Regions from separate parts of the Homo sapiens genome. Here regions 2, 3, 4, 5, 6 and 7 are each linked to region 1. A link is a loop called in an ENCODE intact Hi-C map of the cell type or tissue named here. Cell type or tissue: IMR-90. All regions are shown on one strand. Region 1 has its middle 3.7 kb from the start of SLC8A1-AS1. Region 2 has its middle 480 kb from the start of LINC01913. Region 3 overlaps SLC8A1 (solute carrier family 8 member A1). Region 4 overlaps SLC8A1 (solute carrier family 8 member A1). Region 5 overlaps LINC01794 (long intergenic non-protein coding RNA 1794). Region 6 has its middle 95 kb from the start of LINC01913. Region 7 overlaps SLC8A1 (solute carrier family 8 member A1).

The links. A loop is a pair of places that touch in the nucleus more often than their neighbours do. Peaks named below come from ENCODE experiments on the same cell type or tissue, not always from the same donor. Only the 100,000 strongest peaks of a DNase experiment are listed, where the experiment ranks them.
Region 2: a loop joins it to region 1, with 4 times the contacts of the local background. A loop is called at or near these places in 11 of 110 quality-filtered maps.
Region 3: it touches region 1 in a loop (4-fold over the local background); 5 of 110 quality-filtered maps call a loop at or near these places.
Region 4: it touches region 1 in a loop (3.0-fold over the local background); 2 of 110 quality-filtered maps call a loop at or near these places.
Region 5: it touches region 1 in a loop (6-fold over the local background); 37 of 110 quality-filtered maps call a loop at or near these places.
Region 6: it touches region 1 in a loop (19-fold over the local background); 60 of 110 quality-filtered maps call a loop at or near these places.
Region 7: it touches region 1 in a loop (4-fold over the local background); 6 of 110 quality-filtered maps call a loop at or near these places.

Annotation. Positions count from the first base shown.
Region 1 is chr2:39,911,968-39,915,967 of GRCh38, reverse strand. No RefSeq gene overlaps it. Among named protein-coding and RNA genes, the nearest start is that of SLC8A1-AS1, 3.7 kb to the left of the region's middle. In IMR-90, a CTCF peak has its summit at 2,209 (motif pointing left); a DNase peak (open chromatin) is centred at 2,187; H3K27ac peaks cover 834 bases.
Region 2 is chr2:41,398,090-41,402,089 of GRCh38, reverse strand. No RefSeq gene overlaps it. Among named protein-coding and RNA genes, the nearest start is that of LINC01913, 480 kb to the left of the region's middle. In IMR-90, a CTCF peak has its summit at 1,825 (motif pointing right); no DNase peak of the experiment used is centred here.
Region 3 is chr2:40,101,767-40,105,766 of GRCh38, reverse strand. SLC8A1 (solute carrier family 8 member A1) reads left to right here. Exons shown (of 11, transcript NM_021097.5): 11 at 1-4,000. It overlaps SLC8A1-AS1 (SLC8A1 antisense RNA 1), which reads right to left. Exons shown (of 5, transcript NR_038441.1): 3 at 805-858. Among named protein-coding and RNA genes, the nearest start is that of SLC8A1-AS1, 190 kb to the right of the region's middle. In IMR-90, no CTCF peak of the experiment used is centred here; DNase peaks (open chromatin) are centred at 1,976 and 2,476; H3K27ac peaks cover 3,492 bases.
Region 4 is chr2:40,359,015-40,363,014 of GRCh38, reverse strand. All of the region lies in intron 2 of SLC8A1 (solute carrier family 8 member A1), which reads left to right. Among named protein-coding and RNA genes, the nearest start is that of SLC8A1, 91 kb to the left of the region's middle. In IMR-90, a CTCF peak has its summit at 2,181 (motif pointing right); no DNase peak of the experiment used is centred here; H3K27ac peaks cover 149 bases.
Region 5 is chr2:40,758,487-40,762,486 of GRCh38, reverse strand. The region is part of intron 3 of LINC01794 (long intergenic non-protein coding RNA 1794); the gene reads right to left. The region is part of intron 2 of LOC105374497 (a long non-coding RNA gene); the gene reads left to right. Among named protein-coding and RNA genes, the nearest start is that of LINC01794, 14 kb to the right of the region's middle. In IMR-90, a CTCF peak has its summit at 2,230; a DNase peak (open chromatin) is centred at 2,246.
Region 6 is chr2:41,780,550-41,784,549 of GRCh38, reverse strand. No RefSeq gene overlaps it. Among named protein-coding and RNA genes, the nearest start is that of LINC01913, 95 kb to the left of the region's middle. In IMR-90, a CTCF peak has its summit at 1,786 (motif pointing right); no DNase peak of the experiment used is centred here; H3K27me3 peaks cover 226 bases.
Region 7 is chr2:40,211,387-40,215,386 of GRCh38, reverse strand. All of the region lies in intron 2 of SLC8A1 (solute carrier family 8 member A1), which reads left to right. All of the region lies in intron 3 of SLC8A1-AS1 (SLC8A1 antisense RNA 1), which reads right to left. Among named protein-coding and RNA genes, the nearest start is that of SLC8A1, 240 kb to the left of the region's middle. In IMR-90, a CTCF peak has its summit at 2,059 (motif pointing left); a DNase peak (open chromatin) is centred at 2,146; H3K27ac peaks cover 161 bases.

The sequences.
Region 1 (4,000 bases):
AGGTTGAGGAGGGAGGATCACTTGAACCCAGGAGTTGGAGGCTGCAGTGAACTACATTCATGCGACTGCACTCCAGCCTGGGTAACAGAGCAAGACTGTCTCTAAAAAATAAATAAACTGGAAAACTTCTGCATACACTAGAAATCAATAGAGTGAACAGACATCTGTTGAATGGGAGAAAATATTTGCAAATTATTCATCTGACAAGGGACTTAGTAATCAGTAGACATTAAAGTAAACTCAACAGCAAAACAAATAATCTCATAAAAAAGTGAGTAAATGTCATAGACATTTCTCAAAAGAAGACATACAACAGGTAAATGGGTCAACAGGTATATGAAAAAATACTCAACATCACTAATCATCAGGTAGATGAAATCAAAACCACAATGAAATATCATCTTACCCCAGTTAGAAGTACTATTAGAAACAAGGCAAAAAAAATAGCAGTTGCCGGTGAAGATGTGGAGAAAAGGGAACTCTTAGACACTATTAGTAGGAACGTAAATTAGTACAGCCACTATAAAAAAAAAATGAAGATTTCTCCAAAAAAGTAAAAATGGAACTATCTTATGATCCAGCAATACCACTACTGGCTATTTAGCCAAAGGAAAGGAAATCATTATTTCAAAGGGATACCTGTGGCCCCCGTGTTTATTGCAGCACCATTCACAATAGCAAAGCTATGAAATCAACTTAAGTATTATCAGATGAATGGATAAAGAAAATGTGGTATATATATATACACAATGGAGTACCACTGGGCCATTAGAAAGAATGAAATCATGTCATTTGCAGCAACATGGATGGAAGTGGACATAATTACGTTAAGTGAAATAAGCCAGGCACAGAAAGACAAATATCCCATGTTCTCATGTAGGAGCTTTAAAAAGTTGATCTCATGGAGGTAGAGTACAATGATAGATAGCAGATCCTGGGAAGGATCTGTGTTGGGGATAGGGGAAAGAAGAGAGGTTAGTTAATGGGTACAAACATACAGGTAAAAGGAAAAAGTTATATTCAACAGCAGAGTAGAGTGACTATAGTTAACAACATACGGTATATTTCAAAATAGCTAGAAGCGAGGACTTGAAATGTTCCCAACACATAGAAATGATAAATATTTGGGGTGATGGATATCCTAATACCCTGGTTTGATCATTACAACACTCTGCATGTAACAAAATATCACATGAATCTCAAAACATACAAATATTATCTATCAAAAAAATTCTAAAAATGCAAAAAAGAACATAAAGCGATTAAGAACATACTATGTTTGTAGTACAGCTACCAGGCCAGGTGGAGAACTGTGAGTTCCAAGACAAGCTCATTGTTTGCTGCCTGCTGTGGTCTGAATGTTAGTGCCTCTCACAGATTAATATTTTGAACAACAAAAATACTTCTTTCTTGGATAAAACAACCTCTTTTAAATATCTTGTTCTGTATACGGACCTACTACTGTAGTCTGGTGGTTTTGTAGTTACTGCTAGTAGCAATGTGGTGGATGAGGGGCTAAGTTAAAAAAAAAAAAAAAAAGTGTCATACACCTAGGAAGTCCCTGCTAAGCACTGGAAACCACTCAGTCAATGATGAGTTAGACAAAACACAACCAGAATCCAGCCCTGGCTCCACTACCAAGCAGAAGGGTGATGTGAAATGACATGAGGACTTTGTCTTTCTATGTTAAAAGGCATGAGGACGGCAGTCCTCAGGCCCCTCACAGCATTCTAGTGAGGATAAGCAGAAATGCCTGTCACAAGTGTTGAATTCCTCAAGAGACTCATTAAAAGAATCAACTTCTATGGTAAGTACGGCTTTAGGTTGAAGGAAAGGGAAGGTAATTCACACTGAGATTCTCCAGCATGCTGACAATTTGCAAATGGAGAAGTAAAGCAGGAATTGAGCTGGAAAGGTGAGAAGGAAAGGTCTTAGTCCCAAATGGCACATGGTTGGCTTGAGGCCCAAAGTAACCACCCCCACAAGACACAGGTAGTGGGCCTTAAGAATGTCCTTCAGGGTGTACATCGCCCAGTAATACAGAAGAATCCAATTACAATCATGTGGTGTTTTCCGTCATATCAAATTGTTTATCAAATCATTTAATATATTGTAGATTTGGCAATAGTCTGCATTTCACAGGCAGCTCTTTCAATTTGAAAAACTGTAAATGTCTACGTGTCATTCCAATGCCAATGCTACCCTCTAGTGGATAAAACAAGTAGCTGGCTTGATAGAGCTCAACTCTCCTGCTTGGTCAATTCTCCTTTTGTAATTTGATAGCACTTCCTCATCAAACACAACTTCACCAAAAAAAAAAATCAAGAATCGTACTTTGTAATAAAAATTAATCCATCTTATGGTATCATGGACTAATATATTAGAATAACATTTGCTAGCAGTTTAATGATTATGACTACACCGAAGCCTCACTTTGAATAACATCTACATTTACCAAGAATTCAAAAAAGATTTAAGATTGAATTCCTTTTAAATATTAATATTCCTTGTAAACATGGTATGTGATTTGATTTATAAAAGCAATTTTTCTCACCACTCTTCAAGAACACACCCATTGTGTAAGATGCGTACATGCATTTCCATTGCCATTGAGGGATGAAAGGATTCTGCCTCCTCACAGGTGAGGATATTCAGGGAATTGTATGAAGTAAAGAATACGCTTTGGAGGAACTCAGATACACACTTAGAATCCAGCCCTGCCACTGGTTAAGGGTCTTAGTCCAGTCACTCAACTCTGTGGTTCCTTGGTTGCCTCTCTTAGGTCCTACTTATGACTTCTAAACCCCAATGTTTGGTGCCAATCCTGTTCTTTCCCCTACAAGGTCTCTGCATAGATCGACTCTAGAAAATCCTGTTTCTAAGTGAAAAAATCTCAGAATCTACTTTCAACCATGCCAGCAGTTCAAACTTCAGTCTTAATTAGGGGGAAAGTGGAAACAAATCTAGGATTCATCAGGCCATAGTGCCACACCCTCAAGGAGCCATTCATGTTTATAATCTTCACTTGAAACCACATTGATTACCTTTTATATTGAAGGGGGAAACCTTCTCTAAGATAAAATGAGCTGCCTATACCCCAGCTAGGATGGTGTCTTCTGGAGGGAAGCAGGAAGTTTCATGGCATTTTGGTGCAAGAGGCAGTCACTCTCAAGTATGTGGGGACAACCAAGATCACACTTTCCAAAGTTGTCTGGAAAATCACCTTGTTCTCTACTAGAAGAAAATCAAATCCCTACAGATACATGCAGCTGCAAGCAATTACTCATCTTCATTAAACACTCACTTAAAAGACTAATTCAAACAACGCTGCTGCCTGCCTACACCTGTGTGAGGAAAGTAAACAAGCTATAAGGGGAAAGGGTGACATCTACCCAAAAAAACAAAAAACAGAAAACACACATCTATAAACATATGTACATGGCCATTTCCAGAACACCAATATTAACTATCAAATCATCAAATAACTATTCTCATTACCAAGTGGCTTGGGTTACTCCCAAGATAAGCCATTGTTTCCATTGCTAAATATTGTGAACCACTTATAGAAATACACGTCCCAAATAAAAATGGCATAACATTATGATTCAAAAGAGACTTAGGAGCCAATAGTAGCCTCTTGCTTTCACTCAGGGGCAGCAGATCACATGCTTAAAAGTTTCAAGAAGCAACCGAAAATCTGTGCAGAGAATGAGCTTGAGAAACAAAGTATTACTACCACCAGGCACTACTTGGTAGGTCCAGGCAGTGTGCTGGAACATTTCTTGGGTTATTTTATTTTACCCACAAATACATGTTTTCAGTATCATTTGAGGTTTAGAGAAGGGCAGTAACCTGTCCGTAATCATACAACTCCTAAGCAGCCAAACAGGAGTTAGAACCATCTTACTCCCAAGCCCACAGTCATCACAAATCTCCTAGTCAGTCTCAGGGACTGACCTTAAAACACATGGAGTTTCAAACTTGGCTGCATGTTGGAATC
Region 2 (4,000 bases), 1.5 Mb before region 1:
AGAAGTGGGGATCCAAACACACCCTATCAATATCACAACTTTGCCTTTAAGTGTTCTGAATGCAATAGTGAACTAACAAACCCTAGTGACCAAAAGCAACCATCCCAAGGTTACAGTATTAGCCATCCTAATAAATGCAGTTTTCCCAGGGGGAGAGTACAGGAGCAGAGTACAAGAGGAGAGTTTGTGAAAGTCCCCTGCAGCTCATCCAGAAGTTTGCTGAGGTTAGTTTCCTTTCTGAGACCAGCACAATGTCTCAGGTTTGAATTATTTGCTGTTAGGACCTTTAACCCTTACTGACCAGATACTAAGGAGCTTGAATAGTCTTCCAAAAAAAAGTCAAGATGGTTGGCTCTTTTCCCTGTCCAGGATCAGCTACATAATTTTGGGGGCCCAGTACAAAATAAAAATGTGGTGCCTCTTGTTCAAAATGTATTCAGATCTTTAAGACGGTGACAGTAGAACTTTAAACCAAACGTGGTACACTGTGCAACTGCACCTGTCGCATGCTCATGAAGCTGTCCCTCTCCCTGTTCTTGGCAAGTTACATATTCCACAGATGTCACATGAGTCTCAATTGTACATGAGGAAATGTTGAGATCCAGATGAAGAGCCTGCCTGTAAATTTGGGGTTAAATGCCAACGCCAGTACCTTCTGGGAACTGTCTGCTGAGAACAGGCATCACATCAATCCTTGGGATTATTGGCTACAGTAAACCTCTTTCAATTAAGTGCATCGCTTCTCTTCCATTGTTCTGATACCCCAGGTTGTTTGGGAAGGTTTGTCACTTTGAGGGATGTGGCTTAATAGCGTATTTTTAATGACAGGTAGAAATACAGTAACCCAACAAGCTGGATAGAGAAGTGTATAAATTGCTGACGGCTTGAAACCTTCCACTCCCTTTAATTTTGCTGATCCTCAGGGTCCATTTTCAAGGGCAATGCAACTAGCTGCTATTAGCTATAAGTTGCAGTTCTCTCTTCTTAATTTTGATGGCTGCTTGCCAGCTGACCCCTGCAGTAATAGAAAAATTCCTGTTAACTTCAGAGCTAATTTAAAATAAAAGTGTACTTGGATTTTTAATCAGACGAAAGATTGGGGAGTGAGGTGAATGGGACATAAAGACTGCGTATCAAATATCCCTTTCTAGGACACATACTGTGTTCAATTTATTTAAAATAGTTAGCTTCCTGAATCTCGTTTCCCATTGACTTTGTTTAAATATGGCAGGGTACAAAATTTTGAAATTACCAAGTGCCTAATTACAATTCAGTTGTTGCAATTGCATAACATCTCTAATCGTCTAATCAGTATTCCTCTTGCTTCTCAACTAGATTATGTACTTTTCAAGCATTGTGTTTTGTAAGAACTTGTTTTCTTTATATAATAGAATGTTAGAATTGAATTACTTTAGAGGTCATTTATTTCCGTTCCATTTAAGAAATAGGTGTAGATTTTTTTTTTTAAGAATGCCGTGATAAATGCTGGGTTACCAAGATGAGTAGACACGAATTCCTCACATGGCTCTAAGAGTTATCAATCCATTGAATTAGAAAGAACAAAACCCAGAGCAGAGATATATGAATGGCCTGCTCTGATACAAACTGTTATGAAAACATAGAGGGGAGACTAACTGAAAATATCATTAATTCAGTTGTAATTATTGAGCTCCTACCATGTGCCTGGTACTTTATTAAGTGTACAGGATAAAGCGGGATATATATTGTCCCATCCCTATTTGGGGAAGACTACAGCAAACAAGTAGCTTTTTTTTTTTTTTTTTCCCCAAACTTAAATAGACTCCGTCTGGGCCAGCAGGGGGCAGGAAAGAAGAGACAAACGAGAGAGCACCCTCCTTTGTCCCACCTCTCACTCAGTGTAGCTATTTCCCCAGTAATATTTATAATAGTGGTGGGCATACAGGCTGAGTTAGTTCTCATGGACAATTAAGTTCTCAGTTAGTTAAGTTTTATGAGTTGTGGCAGTTTCTTTCCATGGTATTTTTTATTTCTAATACCTCATGTTTTTCCCAATTTTAAGCATATGCATTAAATATATTCCAGCCCAATTTCTTTTTTTGTTTCAGAGGATGCTTGTTTATCCTCTTACATTCTTGATGATATAATAAGTGACTCACTTACAGCTGACAGTGTCTTTGGACTTTGCAAGTGAGTGCATGCTGAATGGGGTGTTGGATGGAAAAGGGGTGGGGAGATTAGGGTGGCTTCTATGTCCTGGAATAAGTTATTCCTGTGCAAGGTGAACAGGCCCACTGGTCTCGCCAGAATCTTTCCTGCTGTCAAAGAGATACAAAATATGTAGGCTCAGCAGCATAGATCAAGTAGATGAACTTCTGGGGAAATGAGAGGTTTTACATTTGTAATGTCAGCAAAGGAAAATGGGAGCTATAAAGTTCCTGCTTGTCATTAGTGTCACATTTCCAGCAGACTTCAGTAATGTGACTGAGTTTATCTCCCAGGGAGACTAGGAGTCTTGCTAGCTATTAGATTTTACATTTTCATGCTAAATTCTTCATGCTGGCTGATCCAGCAACAATGTCTGTAGGATGGGCACAGAGAAGACCTACAGGGGAATCAATATGACTACTGTGGTAAAAGTGTGTATGTCTGATTTTCCAAGAGATTCAAAGTCATTTGAAGCATTTAAATTATTTATTAGCCACAAAATATGTGTTTTGTCTTGAAGATGAGTGAGTTGAGAACACCCACATTTTTATTTTAATTACTGAAAAAATACTGGACCTAGAATCAGAAGATCTGTGTTCAAATCTCAGCTCTATCACAGTCATCTGTGTTCACTTAGGCAGACTACTTAACCTCTCTAGGCCTCAGTTTCTTGTTTTAAAATGGATCTAATGTGCCCAGGAAGTGCCGTAATAGTAAAAGGGTATAGGATATATAATAGCAAAACATTTTATTATCTTGACAGTGCTGTACAGATTCTTTTTTTCCTTCACTTGCACAGTCCTTTGAGATGTTATTGGAATCCACAGGTGCTGTAAGAGGATATTTTAATTCTGTACATCAGTGGGAAGTGAGTGGGCTAGGTGCTAGGAAATCGGAGATCTGGTTGTGTCTCCCTACCACTTTAGACAGTTATTCTATTATTTATTCATCCATTCATTTGCTATCTCATTTTGTAAGCCATTTAATGTGCCTTACATAGATTACTTGGTCTTTTGATGTTTCAGTTTTCAACTCTATAAGAGGGCAATAATACTAGTAATTCAGCTCTTCCACAAATTTCTTAAGGGAATCAAATGGCATGGACCTAGCAAAAGGATGTCCTTAAACCCAAACAACAATAGCAACACCAGTTTAAGAGAAATGAAGTTGAGGCTGCAAGTGGGATTCAGAGAACACTGAAAGATTGGAAGATAAAGGGAGAAGACCAGTTTCCAAGAGAGAGTAAGACTCCCAAGAGTGGCCTACATAAGCCTCTAGGGCTCTGTGTGACAGTGCAAGGGTGGAGAATGCTTGAACACCCCCCGTAAGTGTGGTAGAATGCTAGAAATTGGAGAGAGGCATCAACCAAACTGTGTTTAACAGCCAGGCTTGAGACCCTGGGAAGCATTTTCTGTATTTACATTTGTAATGTCAGCAAAGGAAAATGGGAGCTATAAAGTTCCTGCTTGTCATTAGTGTCACATTTCCAGCGGACTTCAGTAATGTGACTGAGTCTATCTCCCAGAGAGACTAGGAGTCTTGCTAGCTATTAGATCTTAATAGGAAATCAGGTGAGGAAAAAGAAAGATATCATTTTCAGACTTGGACTACAAGGACAGGCCTGCCCAGTTTCAATATTCAGCTAAGCACCTGCCATGTGGCACCATCAACAGAGACTCTGGGCAGCCTGAGTGACTGGGTGGGATGGTTTGTTGATACCACTGTACTATACTCCAAGATACAAAAGAATGGCTGACAGTTCTGAAATATCTGCTGAAAAATGCAGGAGAAAAACAGATGGGGTCTAAGATTC
Region 3 (4,000 bases), 190 kb before region 1:
TGCCAGAAGTATTTTTTTTCTTTCAGCTGTGAACCAGCCTGTTTTGTTTGACAAGCCTTTCCAGATTCATGCAGCTCAATCACGTGCTTGTTGCCAGTTTGAGAGTGAACCTATTATTTCAAACTTGTTGCCGTGACCAATTTTTACAAAACTGAAAGTAGCACTGTGAGGTGGATTGGACCTAGTGATGAGGTGTCTACACTTGCATCCTTTTCTTCCAAGAGAATATTCTGACACTCCAACTCTAGAAGTCATGTCATTAGTAAAATGAAAATAATAATTGCTTAATCACTGTTTAGAATTAGTTCATACTTCTTCAGAGCTTGAAGCCTCCACGACTCAACATCAGATCCATGGATAGTATTACTATACCTTTACCCAAAGACTGGATTTATTTTGTAAAAATATCAGAATGGGTCTGGGTCCCTTTAAAGCAACTGACAAGGTATTTAACAACATTTTAAAACAATGAAGAAAGGATGATTCTGCAGAGGCTGCTGGGTTACAGAGGAGGGCAGAGCTTTTGTCAGACTCTCTTGATGTTTTGCTCTTCCTGGTAAGTTTTTATCTATCATGGTTCCCAGTGGAATATTCTCCATACACATTCTGTGGGAGGATATTGACATGGCTCTAGACTCTGCCTTTTATTTTCTAATTCTCCTTGGAGAATTAGAACAGGCATTCCAGAACTTGTAATATAGAGGGGAAGAAAGAAAAAATGGCAGATGCCTCATTGATGGATCCACAAGTTTTGTACAAAAGCACACACCATTCTGATTGTCTCTATATTAACATTGTACTCACCAAACAGCTTTCTAAAGGTGACTGGAACAAGATAAATATCAACTGGATAATTACCTAAGGAAAAAGAATAAAAAAGAAATCAAACCAAAAAAAAAGCAAAAAATTGGTCAGTTTAGCAAGCGTGTTTTCCAGGATCATAGGCTCATAAACTATACAGTCAAGAGAGTGAAACAATTTTAAAATCAAAAGTTAGAGCCTTTTATATTTCTTCAGATGTACAATTTCATAAATCAAGCATTTATTTTGTGCAAAGTATTATATTAGGTACCCTAAATGGTATATAAAGAATTCAAAACAGAGTAATTTAAGAAAATTAACACTAGTCTTTGATTTAGTCAGGAAGAGTCCACTTATGGCATTCTAATTAAATTAACCTTCCATTTTGGTCTACATTTTATCAATTTGAGATTGCTTAATGGGGCCATTTTGAAACCTATCAAGAAACTTTCCTCTAACAGAAATAGAAATATTAATTTTCTTAATTTCACATTCTGTCTTCCACTAATAAGATAAATGGATTCAGACCCAACACACACATCCAGAGATTACCATGAGCCAAGACCTGTGTAAGTTTGATATAGGGTCTTTTATTCAACATTTCAAGTTGGGAAAATCTTATTACAAAGATCATTTGCCTCACCATTGCTGAATTCTTTTACTAGGTGTTGATGCTAATTCATCACTGGATTTTCTTAACTCTGCCTGTTGCTCTTTTGGACTTTGAGGCATGTGGTTCTATTTCAGTGAGTTACAACTCCAGCTCTCATCTTTTAACAGCAAACTAGAGAACATCTCACTCTTCATCTCTGAGGACACAGTGTTCTCTTCATTTTAACATCAAAAAGTCACCAGAGAGAAGACCCAAAGGCTTTTCTCTTTGGAAAAGGAATCTTTAATTGTTTCAGAGGGTGAGGAATCTTCAGCTCTCTCTGGACTTGATTGTCCTCATCATTAAATGGGAAGACTTTACCTTTAGCTTGATTTTCCAGAACACATCAAGCCCCGTATGGTCAGTGTTTCCCTGTTATCATCCACTTATGTGTATGGGTTGAAGGTACTTTAAGTTGTGAGCCAGCTGCTGCCCATATTGGGTCACCAATGCACTTGTCAAGCCCATGTAACCACATGAAGTTTGATAGAAATATAAACATTTATTTTGAAATAATTCCATGTGCACGGTTGGAAAAACAGTCTCCCTTCCCTGAGAGGAATGAGTAATTTCTCCCTTTTCAAGAAGTGTACAGTAGAAAATGTAATGAGATTGGAATGGATTCCAAATCAGTGACCTTTTTAAGGCTGAAACCACTATTTTAAATGAAAACTTTAAGTTCATACAGTTTCTTATAGTAATTCTACTTTTATTTTTTAGTCAGTGTGCTTAATCTTTTAGGAAAAAAAACTAACCAGTTATTTTTTACTAAAGTATGTGAATTACAAACAGGATGTGCAATGACCAGGCAGAAAGATATTTAAAGGTGTAATTATTCTAAAGGAAGATGAGAAAAAATTCATCTGCTACAGATTCAACTGTCTTTTAAATGCCTCCCTTGTCATGGAGTAAATGACTACTCAAAAGGATTTCACAAAAGACTTAAATCTCACCCTTAGCAATCAACCGGTCGGCCACAGCTCAGATGCCTCATTAGCAAAATGAAATTGCACAACAGACGAAACATAGCAAAAGAATGTAGACATTTCCATGGGGTGGAAGAAAAGAAGAAAGAAAAAGCAACCATAGTGAACTCTGCTTGCATAAACAAAGAATGTTTTAGTGGAATAAATGTAAGCTTTCTCTTGAAGGAATCCCAGTTAGAATGTCATTGGAAACGGCAAAACTATTTCAGCTTCATAGCAGTAATATATTCCAACTTTATTACCACTGAGGCACAAAGCTAAATTTGTCAGGGGGAAAGGTAAGCAAAAATTACTGACATTGCAACCGATAAAATGATCTTGTGAGACTCAATATTGAGAAAGAAAATTAAAATAGCTAATATTTCTGTTATAATTCCAGTGATTACTAAGACTTCTGCCAAGGGATAAAATTACTTTTCCTTCTCTCATTATAAATTTCTATATAGAGCTATTTTAATGCAGTAAGGACTGTATTTTCATATTTTAATAAATCCCTCACGTTGAATTTGCCCCCCATTTCAGATTTGATTAGGAAATACTAAATTGAGAAGGCAGGTTTTTCCATCTTTTTAAAAACAAGTATGCACCATAAGCATTTTCAGCGGATGTCTGCCTTAAGCAATCTTGGTAGAGCTGTCAATCAGTGGCAGGTGCTTGTTTAAGGAAGAGAACCTGTGAATAGATTTAGCCTTTCTTCCTCACAGACAGCTGCTCATTCACACACGCTCATCTCGTCTTCCTCAACTTCTTGCACCAATCCCGCCTCTTGGATTGACCCACATCCACCTAGCAGTTGAACAAACTGCAGATTCTAATTACATGTCCCGACAGTTGCTCAACTTAATTTTTCACCAACTGAATTTCATGCATTGCCCCTTGATGTTCCTTCCCTCTGTTCACTCTTTTCTATAAGTCCTTGCATTTGATATACTTTAAAATGGATTTGACTAGGAAAAAAAAAAAAACCAAGTCAGCAAACCCTTGTGTTCATTCAAGAAATTGTGAACAAATTTAGCTGTTATGGTAATAATCCTGAGGTGAGAGAGAAAATATCACCTAGGTGACAAGAGATCATTTTAACGCTATTACTAAAATAGTATTCTATGAATAGAGGCCATAGAATTTTCTACAAATAGACTTGTAGGGACTCACATTTTGAATCATATTTTACTTATAGGTTTGCTGTATATACTGATTAAACTTCTGAACCTAAAGATTCTCTATAATTAAACTAGCACAAATATAATCTGTCCCTTACCCACATTGTAAGAATGTCTGGTGGGGGAAATCCAATATTGACCTTCACATTCCACATGGAAAATCTTTGTCCCCAGAGTGCAATTAGGGTGATTAAAAATAAGCCGCTTTTGTGAGTCTCAAGTTTGTTCCCCAAACAAGCAGCATCAGCAACTGGAAATTTGTTAGACATGCAAATTATCCAGTCCCACCTGAGACTTCAGCCCAGATCTATGAATCAAAAATTTTGGAGTGACCCTGGCAATATGGACTTTAATAAGCCCCTAGGATGGTTCTGATGCATGCTCAAATTTGAGAATCATTG
Region 4 (4,000 bases), 450 kb before region 1:
GGACATGTTATGGTCATACTAGGGACTGAGGAGGAACAGAAAGGACATTTAGTCAGAACTAAGGGGCTAGATAAACTGTATTGCATGGGGTAGTCTCAAATAACAAAAAATTTCTTTGAGTTCTAGGTCACTCTGAGCATTCCCAAGAAATCCACAGAAGTACAAGTTCAGTTTATAATTATGAGAACACAGAATTTAACTTGTACAAAAAGATGTAGTTTTTACAATGTTTTAATTTGTACTAAATGTTTGAGGGATGCAACTATGATGTAAATTGAGGAAAGATTATACTTTATTTGGTTTATAAACTTACCAAAATTTATTCCCAATTTTGGAATATTATACCCACCCAAGGCAACAACATTTTGTGATATTTGAGTCACCAAGACAACACCTCTGTATTGATTTGCAACTGTAATTGTCACATGAAGATATATCATTTTTATTAACATAGTGTATTATTAATGATTAAATGGTAAGTGGTGTAGCATTTTAAAATATTTTGAATTTGCTACCCTATATATTAAAAAATAGTAGCACAATGATGCATTCTTTCTTCCTTTCTTTATTTTGGTAGTTGGTAATTTGTCTTGCAAGTGTTATTCCTACTTTAAATTGAGATTATTTACCTGTATACCTTTTTAAGTACAAATAAATCTGGGCTGTCATTATTTATGCTAACACTGGTTTTGTGTCCCTGGAATCTATCTATCTAAGTTTTTTTTTCTTTTTTTCTTTTTCCATTTTCCAGTACCTATTAGACAGAATGGCTTTCAATTTTTTCTCTTACTTCCAAACTTAGTCATTATAAGAAGATGTAGGCCAGGCGCAGTGGCTCATTACTGTAATCCCAGCACTATGGGAGGCTGAGGCAAGTGGATTACTTGAGTCCAGGAGTTCGAGACCAGCCTGGCCAACATGGTGAAACCCCATCTCTACTAAAAATACAGAGATTAGCAGGGCATGGTGGTGCATGCCTGTAATCCCAGCTACTCAGGAGGTTGAGTCAGGAGAATCACTTGAACCCGGAGGCAGAGGTTGCAGGCAGATTGTGCCACTGCACTCCTGCCTGGGAAACAGAGCAAGACTCTGTCTCCAAAAAAAAAAAAAAAAAAAAAAAAAAAAAAGGAAAGAAAAGATATAAACATCTGACTATCTAGCATAATTATTATTGAAAAATTATGCATTTCAGTGCATAATATTCTCTTGTAAATGAATTTATTTCTCATTTATATTAGAATTTGGGCAGAGGCAATCCTTCCTACCCGATACGTGTGGCCACTTACCATATAGGGCATTTGGTCTACCTCCGTGTGTTCCCAGTGACTGCAGATGACATCATTCAGTAGAGAAGCATCGTGCTGCTCTTAGTTTATAGGCAGTGAGGTACCCTACAGATTAGACCACCTCATAATGAGTTCTTGATTGCACTTCAGATTGTCTTGATGGGGCACCAGATGAGGTCCCTTTGTATGAAATGGCCAGATACTGAACATGTTCTCAAGTGTTTACAGTAATATTAAGACTATTCCAAAACAAAAAAAAAAAAAGGCTCCTTCAGGAGCTCTACTAATGTGCATAACAATTTTAAAGTATTGGAAGAAGTGAAGTGTTCATATATAGACCCACATGTGCCCAACTGATCTTCCAAATCATAGCAATAAGCCCTCTTACATATCACAATTGAAAACTTGTAAGTAATTTGACACTTGAAGTAACCGGCACACATCAAATGCCTGGATGTCTGGTTGTAACCATCCTGTTCATTATGTGAACTCCTAGCAAGCACTGATTGCCTAGTGTGCTTAGAGAGTATCTTAGCCATTAAACTCCATTCATGAACAAGGGTCTCTTGAATTCACTGTTAACACCCGAATGCCATGGTTTCTGCTGTTGGGAAATCTTCAACTTACTAAGTCCCTTTCTTCACCTCTTTTCTCTACTCTATCTGATGTCACCATAGACAAATGATAGCTTCCTGCTAGTGGACATTTAAAGACTCAGGGTAAGTTTGCTCTTTTCATGGAATGAGATCCACACGAGATCTACAGGCTCTTTTTGTGCTCATTTTATTCTGACTCTCCAAATGTCTGACTCACAATTTATCCTTGAATGATTTTCTAGATTTACAAGGAGGTGCCCTGATAAACCACAACACTGTGTGGCCCCAGCAGAGGGTGCTGGACCAATGGCAAGAGGGCAGACCTTGCCCTAATGCTAGAGAGATCTTTGTAAGAACTAGAGTCTCATGGAGTAGTGGGCTCTGTCTCATAGGGGTTGAGAGTGTGATGCAGATTCTAAAATTAGGTTCCTTGGGTTTGTTGCCTTTACAGCTATGTGACCTTGGGCAAGTGACTCAACCTCTGTATGCCTCAGCTCTGTGTACCTCAGTTTCCCAGTGTCTAAAGTGAGAGAAATCATAGTATCTATCCTGTAGGGTTGCTGAGAATGAGGCATAAATAATACAAGCAAAGTGCTTAGAACAGGCTGGCACACAGTACATTCTCAGGAAGTGTTAACTGTTCTTGTTATTCAATAAGGTAGAGGATAACCACCTGTCACAGATAAAGGGCTCTTATATAAATACCTGTTAGCCTAACCACATATAAATATATAAACTATGCCTAATTCTATTTTTAAAAAGCTTTAACTTAAATGTACTTGCTATCCAATATATTAAAAAAACAAATGGTAGCATGATGATCCCAAATTTAGATAAGCAAGGTTGGCACTTGGCTCTACCTCTTGGGAGCTGTTTTAACCTTTATTTACGGAGTGCCTAGCATATGCTGGACAGTGTGCTGGGCATTAGGAATAGAGTGGAGGGGCAAAATAAAAATGGTTTCTGTCTTCGTGGAACTTCAATCAATTTTGAGCCTCATTTTACTTACCTCTAAAATGGGGATAGTAACATGACCTTGTAAGGTTTTTGGGATGATTAAATAAATTAAACACTTAAAACTTCTGGCACATGCCAGTGGGCACTAAAGAAACATTCTCTTTCTTTTCCATTTCAAGAGCAGCCCTACCACAGACTCTTGCACAGCCGTTACTCATTATGTATCTGTTTTTTTTTTTTTTTTAAGTTAAACTCTGGGTAAAAGATATTTAAAACCAGAATGCATATTTTTGATGAGATGTTGATTTTTAATGAAGCCTACCTGAAAAGCTGCAGCAGCAATATTTTATCCTATGTAAAGCACACACTTGCTTCTTACTTTGTACCCCTACTGCAATGAATCCATGCCTCTATTATAGGACTTAAATTGTATATTTCCATATACTCTGTATCTTTGTTTTCCCAACATGATTTCTGCCCTTTGGGGTTTCTCAGTAACATACTCAATTCATTACTAGAGCCTGTTGATGTGTTTCTTCCTAAATATCTCTCAAATCCTTCCACTCCTCTTATCTCTACTTCTTGACCCTAAACCAAACTGTTATAATGCAGTACACAGATCATTTTTCTCCATTGCCTCCAGGTGCCTTTTGATCTCTTTTCTACCCAGAAGCTGCGAAGATCCCATTGTCTCTCTTCGTAAAGCCTCCCAATGCTTCTCATTGCGCTCAGGACAAAAACCCTTTTTCACACTTAAAAGGCTATGCATGTACTTACTACCAGCACTGTCCAAGAAAAATATGAGTCATGTATGTACCTTTACATTTTCTAGGAGTCGTCTTAAAAAAGTAAAAATAAATAGGTGAAATTAATTTTAATAATGTATTTTATCAAACCCAAAATGTCCAAAATGTCATTTCAGTATGTAATCGATGTATGAAATTGAGAGAGTTTCATTTTTTCACAGTCTTCAAAATAAAGTGTGTATTTTACATTTACAGCCCATATATTTTGAACTAGCCCCATTTCAAGTGCTCAATAGCTGCGTACGTGCTAGATACCCCTTCCCCACCTTCAGCTTCACTTTCACTTCTTTTCTGCCCAGCTTTGTATGTTGACCTTCTTTCCATTCCTCCAATCACCGTGTTGTCTCCTGTTCTG
Region 5 (4,000 bases), 850 kb before region 1:
AATCATGACTGCAGGATAAATGAACCTTCTCAGTAGCCCTTAATATTCAAGATCCTTTGCTCCCACAGTGATAGCTACTAGATGTTCAGCTACTTTTTTATACTCTCTTCTAGAAAATGTAGGAATCTGTGGGTTCCTGTAAGGGTATATGGCTACAGTACAGCTTAGGAATGCCTTCCCGTGTTCATTTATTCTTTCTCTGCTCTTTCTCTGTCATCTCCGTATTGGCACATGACAGTGTGCACGACCATTTCTTCCCAGGTGGCCAAATGGTGGACAAGGATAAACTATCCTTGATTTCAGCTTTCTCTCTAAACCTATTCAATAAGCTTTCCTACTCTAAGAACACAGTTTGGAAAGAGGCATTTCAGATACAGAGTCCCATATCTCTGATTTCTTTCATCTTATGTGCTTTGATGGACAGAAAGTGCAAGCTTCACATTTTCTCTTCCTGTCTAGTGTAATATTTACTTCTTTCTAAAGTTTCTTAAAGTATATAATGTCTTATGGGGCAATGAAAGAAACTAGATCTCTTGGGTTAAATTTCCAAGGAACCAGGATCTGATGTGGAAATATGTATGGAAGAGAGTTACTCGGGAGTCCTCTCAGGGAGAAAATTCAACATCTACTACTAACAACAAAAAAAGGAAAGAAGGACATCAAAATAGTAAGAGAAGGAAACTTCCTCAAACTCAAAAAATGCCATCCATAAAACTCAAAAATAAGAAGAGAAGGAAATCAAAATGAGAAGCAAACTTCCTTAAACTATAAAAGGGCATCCATAAATCATATATCTGGCATCATGCTTAATTTGGAAATAGTATGTTCCTCTGAGGTGATGAACAAGTCACGATATCAACTATCTCCAGTTCTAGTGCACAGTGTGCTGCAGATTTAAATTTGTAGGGTAAAACTAAATAAGTAAAATAAAATAAAATGCATCCAGATTAAAAAACAGAAGAAATAAAATGCAGATCCATGTTCCATGTACAGGAAGCACAAGATTTCAATATTGACCCTTACCTCACACCACATTCTATAATTAATTTGCAATGGATCATATAGTACCTGTAAAACATTAAAAATTTTCTAGAAGGAAATATTTGCAGCCTTGTATAGGCAAAGATTTCTAAGGGCACCTAAGAACAAAACATAAAAGAAACTTCGATAAAATGATTATTATCAAAATTAAAATTTTTTCTCCTATAAAAGTCATATTAACAAGTCTGCAATAGAATGGGAAAACTATTATATATATAAAAATATATAAAGCGTTATATCCAGAACATATAAAGAACTCTTACAACTCAATAGGAAAAAGTCTAGTAACTCAAGAACGTTACTATGTCTCACTAGGTCAAGCTCCTCATGACCACAGATTTAAGGAAATGTATAGTTGCTTAAATGTTTATAAGTAAATGTGTTATAGTAATCATTCCACTAATTCTATCTCTTTGCATAAAATTCACAGTTTACAAACCAAATAAAGTAAATTAAAGTTAGTTTTGCAATAACTGAATTATAGAGGATTAAGAATTGTCATTTTTCATTTGGAAGGGAAACTTCAGAATTTAATTTTTTTTTTACATGTCATATATGTGTGCTAGAACAAAAGGAGATCTGGGAGGTGGGAGGTTCTTACTATTTCCATGACTGTGCGTAGGTTAAAATTTAAACCTTTTAATTAAGGCCATGTCTCCTAATGGGCCAGAATTTTACAAGTGTAACAGTTTAAGGGATTTTGAGACAATTTTGCTGAATCCCAAGTAAGTACTGGCTCCATGAGTTTTCCTTCCTGCTCCTGCCATCCTCGACACTACAGGTTTACTGACTCCCCCTTTTTAGGGGAAATATTAATGTACTAAGCCGCTGGTAATTTCAGTGAAATAATACCTTTTTCACAACATATAATTTGGTTAGGCTGATTGAAGTCTTGAAACGCACTGAGTGGCATATGTGCTAAAAGACCAGGGGATGATATGTAGATTGTGATCTCTAGGCAGCTTGCCTTGAATAGCAATGAAAGGAACAGTAATGAGATTCCACGGGTACCTTGATCTGGATCTTGTCTTTTAATGATAGGCCACATTGGTTCTTCTTACTACTTAGCTTAGCCAATGCTAATCCAGTTTGTGGAGACAGTGGGGACAGAACATTTCAGATCTTCGTATGGGCTCTATTCTCTTATTTGTAACATTCTGGGTGGGGGAATATAACATGTAACCACTGGAGGACAGCAGAGAGCCAGGAGCAGATGCAGTGGTGCCTTGCATGGACACATTTGGAGTAGCAGTTGATGCAGTAGTCTGTAGCCAGTTATCACACCCCTGAACCAGGCTCCAACTTAATTGGAGAAAAGAAAAATACTTAAGTGCTATCCATAAAAGAGACTTAGAATGTAGTCCTCTAGCGTATCACGTCATTGGTATAAAATTTTGGATACTAAATGGAACAAGTAATACATAGAAATGGAAATGGTAAATGCTTCAGAATCAAACAAGTATTAATCTATTTAACACGTGTGTGTGTGTGTTTGTGTGTGTGTCTGTGAGATTTTAAACACCACTGCATTCAGACTAGCCAACAAACATTTCTTGAGTGGCTGCTATAAACCATGTACTCAGCTGGAATTTGTAAATAAGAAGATATAATGAAGTTCAGAAAAAGTTTTGAACAGAGAACTGCCATTATAAAAGGAATGTTTAAGGCAAATTCTCAAGGATGTAGAGACATGGCCTATAAATAACTTTAGCCCTAATTTAGACAGGAGTAGTAGAATGTGAAGATGTTATCACAATGCCAGTATTTAACAGAAAATAGGAGAGGTAAAGATAGACAATGAGACCTAATTGGAAAGGATTAAATGAATTGGAAGGTAAAGTATGAGAAGCATATCAAAATCAATACCATAAAATGCATCTAAGACATAAGGAGAGTGAGGCTAGGAAAACAAACAAACTAAAATTTTAAAATTCTGGACTTATTTCTAATGTTATTGGAATAATTAAATACTATTCCAGAAAAATTGAATCAGTAAATTCAAGAGGGCAAAACAAGGGTATATCACTTTTTAAACTAAGAGTGGGAGGAAAGAGAATAAAAGTAAAAGCTGACAACTACGGTTTCACAAGTTTGAAATTGAAAGAAGAGAAATAAGATTGCAAAGGGGGTAACATTTTTAGAAGAGAAAGAGAAAATGTATGAAACTTAGATCCAATCATTGATATGTGTCAAATACTTCAAAAAGTAAATTTTAATTTGTTTTAGAAATAGCAATAGCTAAAACTAAAACCAAAACAGAAACACAAATCATTTTCTGTTTGAAGCCATAAACAACACATTGGAAACTTGTGATAAAAAATCATCCATATAGATTCATATTATAATGAAGATCTTCTAGTACTTTCAATATCTCACTGGACAGAATCCAAAATGAGCCTACATTAAACGGAGTTTTGGGCTGTTACGGTTTACAGTAACAAGAAGAATTTCACTTCCTAATTGTGTTTGGTGAGTTGGATGTAGCCCAAGTAAGAAATGTGTTGGTGGAGTGCCTGTGTTCATTTCATTAGGCTGCTAGGAGATGTTATAAAAATGACATATTACATTTATATACAAGTGTTTTTTCCACAGAGCTCTAAGCACTGTATCTTTCTCTGAAAGTTCTGCATACTTATTAACAAGTACAATACTCTTGAGGGGAGAAGGTTATAGATATTATTTCTCTTTTTTGCTGGCAAGGGTACAAAGAAGCAATGTAATGTGTTCACAGAGACAGAGACAAAGACACAGCAAGACAGTACTTGATTAGCTTAACCTGTATTTATGAGACATAATTAGCGTGCCTAGTATCTGCAGGAAATGTGGCAACTAGATTGAAGAACTACCACATCCACCAATGTGAGCAAGCTATGGGAAGAAAAGATTATGTGCTCACAACTTCTGTAATACAAAACTTTATCAAAGGAAAAATCTTATGAGATCTATGCTGACCAAATAG
Region 6 (4,000 bases), 1.9 Mb before region 1:
GTGTACACTCGGCCAGTTTCTACCCTGCTCTGTGCTGTCCTGGAGGGTCTACTCCCAGAGAGTGTGTCACTCCAGGCTTCCCTGGCAGCCTGGGTGGTGGAGGAGAGGGAGGTCAGGGCACTTGTCACTGCTGCCTCTCTGCTTTGGCCCCTTGTCACATCCAGGACTAGGGTTTTTTCACAACTTCTGCCCTCACTACACTCTGGTAATGCTACTATCGCTGAGCCCTTCATCTCTAGGGAAATTAATGGCTTCCTGTTGGGTGCCTGTTCATTCTTTTATCCTGTCTACATTTCTATGGTTAGTCCCATACAGGGTGAGTTCTGTTTCTTGCCACATTTCTAACTGTTAAAACATCCAAACAGGGCATGAAAAGCAACAAGGAGTTAAGATTATATTTATCTGTGGTTGTCAACCATGGCTCCATATTAGAATCCCTTAGAGACCTTTAAAAATCCTGTGTTTGGGCTCAATTCCTACAAATTCAGATTTGATCAGTCTAGAGCAGGGCCTATGATTGGGATTGATGGTTACAATTTTTAAATTTTATTTATTTACTTATTTTTTGAAACAGAATCTCACTGTGTTGCCCAGGCTGGAGTGCAGTGGTGCAATCACAGCTCACTGCAGCCTCAAACACCTGGGCTCCAGGATCCTCCTGCCTCAGCCTCCTGAGTAGCTGGGACTACAGGTGGGAGCCACCACATCCAGCTAACTTTTTAATTTTCTGCAGAGACAGGGTCTCGCTATGTTGTTTAGGCTAGTCTCAAACTCCTGACCTCAAGAGATCCTCTCTCCTTGGCCTCCCAAAGTATTGGGATTACAGGTATGAGCTACTGCACCTCTGATTGATATATTTTAAAAGATGTTAATGTGTAGCCTGAGTTTGAAACAATCAGTACCTCTGATTAGTATTGATTGTTGGGGCTGGGGGAAATTCATCTTTTTCCTTTTCTTGGTGGCAAAGGCCCCCTCTTTTTTTCTTTTAAAATTTTTACTAGAGAGAGTTTGATATATACACAAAAGTAGGTTGAGTAGAGCAATGAACCTGCATGTACCCATCACTCAGATTCAACAGTTGTTAATTCAGAACTTCAACTGACTGTGATGTCCAACTTCAGATGACTGATGGCTGACTGGTGTCAGGCATGGCCTGTCAATCTGTAATGCAGCTTGTAAGAACACCCACAGATACAGGATGGATCTGGTGAGCGGTATTTGAAATCTTAAAGCAAGGAGTTTCTTATGGCAGGAGTGGACTCAGTTTACACTTTACCAGTTATATGGGGAAGTTTAATGGCATTGCACTATTAAACCATGCCAAAGATGACTTTCGAAGATTCTGATCTCAAATGTTGCTTGGTTTGACTTGTCTCTTAATGTAGATCTGGATGCTAGCTTCAGAGCCTCTTGGTAGGACATTTCTAGAAAGTAGAACGGTATTGTTGATGAAAAAAAGTGGCCTCAGTCCAAAGACAGATTTCCTTTTCTATAAAATGAGGAGGGAAAATTCCATGAGTGCCTAATGTTCTTTCTGGCAATGATACCAGAAAGTGAGTCTATGAACCTAAGAGAGTGAAAAATGTCAATAATCTTGAATGGTGTTGGTTGGGTTGGGGAAAAATTTGAAACAAACTTGCCACAGGTCAAGTGGCTTTCATGAAATTGACTTAATTACTTATCACTACTAAATGAAAATTGAATCTTTTCCTAAGACTGAATATCAAACACATGTGCCGAATTCCGGTTAGAAAAGTATGATTGTCATTTTTAGTGTTACCACTAGATGGCAGGGGTGCCCCACAGTGTTGGTAAAAACCACCCTGCATTTTCAGGTAAGGAGGATCTGAAGGAGAAATATACAACTTGCTTAATAATTTTTAAGTAATCATGTATAGGTTCAGCCATGGTTTGGGGAGGTAAGGTAGTGGGGTTTGGAGTGAAGATAATTTTTAAAGTAACATTGGGATTTTTCAGGAGGATGGCCTGACAGATGTCTAACCGTTTAGAAGTAAACCAGTGGCCCCACCTTCTGTTCTAACAAAGGGGGTACAGGTCGTGTGGTGTGTACTGGGGTAGGTTGACCCAGTGTGGACTTTACTGTCTCCTTGGAGAAGATGACAAATGGTGGCAATGGCTCGGAGGCAAGAAGGTCAATCCCTTGTGACAATGTCTAGTTGTTTTGAAAAGTAGGCTACAGGGCTCTTGATATTTTTTAAGTCATTAACATCCCTAAACTCATTTCTTGTGTCTTGTGTATGAACAAGTCAAACAGTTTTCTTAGGTTAGGGACTCTCAACGCTGGAGTTGTTAATATATATATTTTTAATGGTTAGAAAGATCTTTTGACATTTTCCAGTCTACTCCAGGGGTTCAGTATCTTTTTTTTGGTGGCAGGGGGTGGTTTTATAGAGAAGTTTTGCTGTAAGGCCAAAATTGGGAATCTAAATATGGGCAAAATCCAGTCATACTTAAAAACCCTCACAGTGTCACCATGTCACCGTGTTGTGGGTCTGGCCACAATGAAAAGAGCTTTTCTCCATCTTGAAGTAGATTTTTTTCTGTGCCTGAGAAAGTTTAAGTCTAAGATACCTAACTGAAGGGTTTTGAGATCTGGGTCTTTTCTTGGATACCTTACATCTGCATCTAGTCAGCTGTAGTATTCTGGTCAGAGTTTCTGTTGTTTACTAATATGTCCTCAACACACTGTAACAAAATCTCATTTTTAAATTGACTTCTTGAAGGTCTTTAACAAGTATTTTTCTCAAAATGATTGGTGAGTTTTTAAAGCCTCGGGGAAGTATTGTGTAGCAATACTGTTTAGCTTGTGTGTCAAGGTCTTATTATTTACAGGCAAATAGTTCTTGGGATTCTGGACTCGAGGAATATACAAGAAGGCACCTTTTTAGGTGTTAAGACTGAAAACCAGCAAAACTCACTGATGAGAGTTGTGAGTAGTGTGTGAGGATTGGGGACTGCCAGATGGATGTCTTTGAGGGTTTGGTTAATGGCCCTTAAATCCTGTATAAACATATATTCCTTAGTTTTCAGTTTTTGTACTGGTAAGATGGTCAATGAGACCTCCAAAGAGGCCTACAAATCAGGAGAAGAAAAGGGGGTGCTGGTTGCACACAGAAAGCTCACCAGAGATGTCTCCAGAGACCAGAAACTGTTTTTCTGCTGCAGGCAAGGTTCTGCGTTGAAGGTCGACACCACCCTGCCAATAGGGCAGCCCCTGGGGATAGCTCTTAGTTCAGGAGAAACAAGTGGCTGCCTGGGCTGTCTCTGGGTCTGCCCTAAAGGCAAGGGGGCCCAGAGATGTAGGCAAATGCCCAGAAGGCATGTGGTTCCTGGCTGACTCGCCACAGATTGCTGCAGCCTCAAATCCATTTTGTCAAAGGATTCTGGGCAAGAGGTTTTTTTTTTTTTTTTTTTTTGGAGTCTTGCTCTGTTGCTCAGACTGGAGTGCAGTGACGCAATCTCAGCTCACTGCAACCTTCACCTGCCAGGTCCAAGCAATTCTCCTGCCTCAGCCTCCTGAGTAGCTGGGACTACAGGTGTGTGCCACAATGCCTGGCTAATTTTTGTATTTTTAGTAGAGATGAAGGTTCACCACGTTGACCAGACTGGTCTTGAACTCCTGACCTCAACTGATCTGCCTGCTTGGCCTTGCAAAGTGCTGGGCAGGAGTTTTTAAGGGGATCATGGAGGGTGAGAGTCTGGAAAATTTGAGGTCATCGATTGGTCAGAGTAAGGAGGGTGAAATCATTATTATTATTTTTTTTAACGAGCTGGCTTTTTGCTGGGCCCTTCGGATCAGCTGGCATGGGTAGTTTTGTGGGTATGCAGAGCCTAATGGAGAAACTCAGTGGAAAGCTTATTATCTCACAACGTCTTAGGTTTCATCTGTAGAACAGAAAGAGAACAGTCTTGTGACAAGGGCTACACATCCCGGGGTAGTAAGCAGTGACAAGCCACAGGTGGGCCGAAGTGCATACTG
Region 7 (4,000 bases), 300 kb before region 1:
GGATTACAGGCGTGAGCCACTGCGCCCGGCCTCTACATAACATTTTTTAAAAAATTAGTTGGGCATAGCAGTGTGTACCTTTAGACCCGGCTACTAGGAAAGCTGAAGCAGGAAGATAGCTTGAGTCCAGGAGTTCAAGGTTGCAGTGAGCCATGAACACACCACTTCACCCCAGCCTGAGACAGAGTAAGATCCTATCTCTAAAGATAATAATATTAATAATAATAATTAGCATATATTGAGCTCTTTCTCTGTGCTACAACTCATAAATACTTTAGCAGAGAAAAGAATTGAAACTATTAAATTACACATATAATAAATACATAGCACAAAAAGAACTAGCAAATATAAAACTCATAAGGTTCTGTTTGACTTTACAGTGTTCCTGAAATTGAAAGTAGGGACCATCCCAAACTAGTCCACTGCTCCATGAGAATTGATCCGGTAAAATCATTGACATATCCATAGAAAGGAAAATCCAGAGTAAAAAACTAAGGTAGTTTGGGATGAGACAGCCCTCAAATATCCCTTCCTTTATCCATTAATTGCTTAAAATGCCTACCATATGTTATTCTTCTGAATGTTGGCCTGGAAATTCTCAAAAAAATACTGATCCATTATATGAGTTAAGATAATATACAAACAAACAGGCCGGATGCAGTGGCTCACGCCTGTAATCCCAGCACTTTGGGAGGCCAAGGCAGGCGGATCAGGAAGTCAGGAGTTCGAGACCAGCCTGGCGAAACCCCGTGTCTACTAAAAATACAAAAAAAAAAAATTAGCCAGGTGTGGTGTTGGGCACCTGTAATCCCAGCTACTCGGGAGGCGGAGGCAGGAGAATACTTGAACCTAGGAGGCGGAGGTTGCAGTGAGCCAAGATTGCGCCATTGCACTCCAGCCCAGGAGACAGTGTAAGACTCCATCTCAGAAAAGAGGAAAAAAAAAAAAAAAGATAGTGTACAAAGAAATGATCTGCTAAACAACTTCTGAACACGGGGCCTGGAAAGCATAAAAGACAGCAGATATATTTGGGGAGAGTTGCGGGGTTGAGGGCAACTCTCCAGCATGGCTTACTGACCTGGGAAGGAAGTCTGCTTTTCTGTGGGCAAAGCAGACTCCAGAGACTGTGAGGAAAACTTCACCTGATTCATAGCTGAAGAGGCTATAATTCCTTTTGTTAATATCCAGCAATATGTTTTGGTCTTGAACATGTGAGGCTTCACATGTGCATGTGTGTGCATATTCATACATGGAAAATGTATGGGGAGAAACAAATGTGGAGGCAGACGCAGATGCCAGATTCCTAGCCCTCATCAAATGGGACTTCTTCAGCCACACAGTCATCATTTCTACCACTGGCTACACACTTAGGTTTTCTGAGGATTTCTGAATATCTGTGATCATCTGTGGCTATTCATTTTCCATGACCCATTTAATTGAAAGGTGGTGTGGTTACTGTTTTTCTTTTAGGAAAGCAGAGATTATTGCCCTGAAGTCTCTGGAAATTAGCCACAGCTTGCAAATTTGGAACACCCAAAGCAAGCTTGATGAATTATCCCCAGTGTAATATCCCCAGCGCTTCTGCCAGAAGAAAGGCTTGGCAGTGTGAGAGAATTGATGCAGCTCTAGTTTCTGTTGTACCAGCTGCAAAGTGGACTTCGCCCCTTCTACCAAAACACAGAGTAAAATGATCACTTTTGAAAAAATATTTGAGATGACGGGGGAAAAAATGTCCTTGGGATTGTTTGTCAGATGCTGGGCTGGTTGGTGTTAAGCATAATTGTGAAGAAATGAAGGGACTTTGGTTAAGTACCCCAAGTTTCCTCAGTATCTTAGTACTTTGCTACTGCTGGTGCCCCTTTCGGTTATTCATTCATCCATGAGCAACTGTCACACATGACATTCACCTGCCGAAGATGCACCTTAAGCTCAAGATTTAGTTGCTGGTGATGGCATTGTCCCTTTTTGATAGAATATTGAAAGACAACAGCATTGATCAGCAGGTTCTGGGTGGTTAGTTGGTGGTTCTGGGATCCACTTACTCCATCTACTGGTCAAATATATCCAGTCTAGAAAAGGCTATTTCCCTTGGCTGTGGACAGTGGATACAGCTCTAAATAAACATCTTCAATGGTAGGTTTCATTCCTGGGTCACTCGGTGATCTTACCAGTGAATTATCTGTGGGTACTCATATCACTGGGAACAGGAATTTGAGGCCTGGAAATTTGACATGAAATGTGTGATCATTTCTGAAGTCATCTAACTCAAAGTAGAGACCTACAGAGAAGAGACAACTTAGTCATCTTTAAATTATGAAGACTTAAAGCTATGGCATAGTACCTTAAATTCTGGTCAGTATTGATCTGCAGCTAATGATGATGTCACCTCCACAAATCAGACATGGGTGCTTTACAGAGCTACTTACAGGCAACTTCTGGCCCTGACTTAGCCTTAGCTCTCTTGCCCAACCCCCCTACACACACATGCTTTGTTGCCCTAAATTTATGAATCTACACATAGGACTCCTCAACTAAGTCTACATGTGGCTGATAGCAGAAGGCAGCACTGTTGCACAAACAGGAACTCTGAGTTCAAGCAATACTCTGCCCAAGAATTTGAAATTGTTGATGCAGAAAGAGAAAAGAGCAAGCAAGAAGAAAGAAAAGAAAAGAAGAAGAGTCTTCACTTGTTAATGCTCCATCTTGCTTTCTTTGAGGTGCTCCTAATGCCTTCAGAAGGCAGCAGATTTATAGATCTGAAGAGAAACAACAGGATCCCTGATGCCTTCAAGATATTGCATCTCGGCCAGGCATGGTGGCTCACATCTGTAATCCCAGGAGTTTGGGAGGACCACACAGACACGTTGCAAGGTCAGGAGATACAGACCATCCTGGCCAACATGGCGAAGCCCCGTCTCTACTAAAAATACAAAAATTAGCTGGGTATGGTGGCATACACCTGTAGTCCCAGCTACATGGGAGGCTGAGGCAGGAGAATCGCTTGAACCCGGGAGGCAGAGGTTGCAGTGAGCCAAGATCGCACCACTGCATTCCAGCCTGTCGACAAAGCGAGACTTGTCTCAGGAAAAAAAAAAAAAAAAAAGATATTGCATCTCTTCTGTTTAGCACCTGGAAATAAGTAACAGATAAGTCGCCAGAATGAGGAACTATGACTTAAAAGTCTTCCCTTAGATTAACTGGGATTTATGTCTCTTTCTCTGTCTCTCTCTCTGGGCCATATTGAAATCCTTTTCCTCCTCTTCCTCTCTTCATTGCTTATTTAAATTACATAAAATCTTTATGGATTTTTCAAACCAAGACAAATACAGTGCATTGGAGAATATATTATGAACAATTGAAAATGTTTTATTTATGCTCTAAATATATTTTGTTCATCAAATTTGGATTAGGTATAGAATTATGATATTATGTGGGCATTAACTAGTGATGCTGTTCCCTATTTTATTCATGCATCATCTTTTATGTTTTTAGTGTGTGACAGACACATCACTTCACTGTTCACATCTTCAGAAAAATTATTTTGCTTTATTTCTAAAGTGATCCGGATTCTGTATCACTCCCATGAAATAAAAGAGGACCCTAGAACCTGGGTTTTTCATCTACCTCTTTGCTGAATCCAGCCCCTTAAGGATGACTGATTTTGTCCAAGTCCAGATTTCCAGAAGTTCTTTTTTGGCCCTGATAGTCCAAACCATTTGAAATACCTTCAGGATCCATTCATTTCACTTCCATAACTTCACAGGGTCTGCTGCTCTGCTTTTCTCATTGTCCCTGAGGGATTCTTTTCTGGCTTGTGTTTCTCTTCCCACCACCTAAACATGAAAATCTTCCAAGATGCCTTTTTCAACCACTTAGCATGCCTCCAAGTATCTTTCCTTTGCTAAATTTCCACATAATGACTATCACTTCAGCATTGATGACTTTCCCATCTATACCTTTAGCTCTAATCATTTTTGTAAACTTCAGGTCTACATTTTTA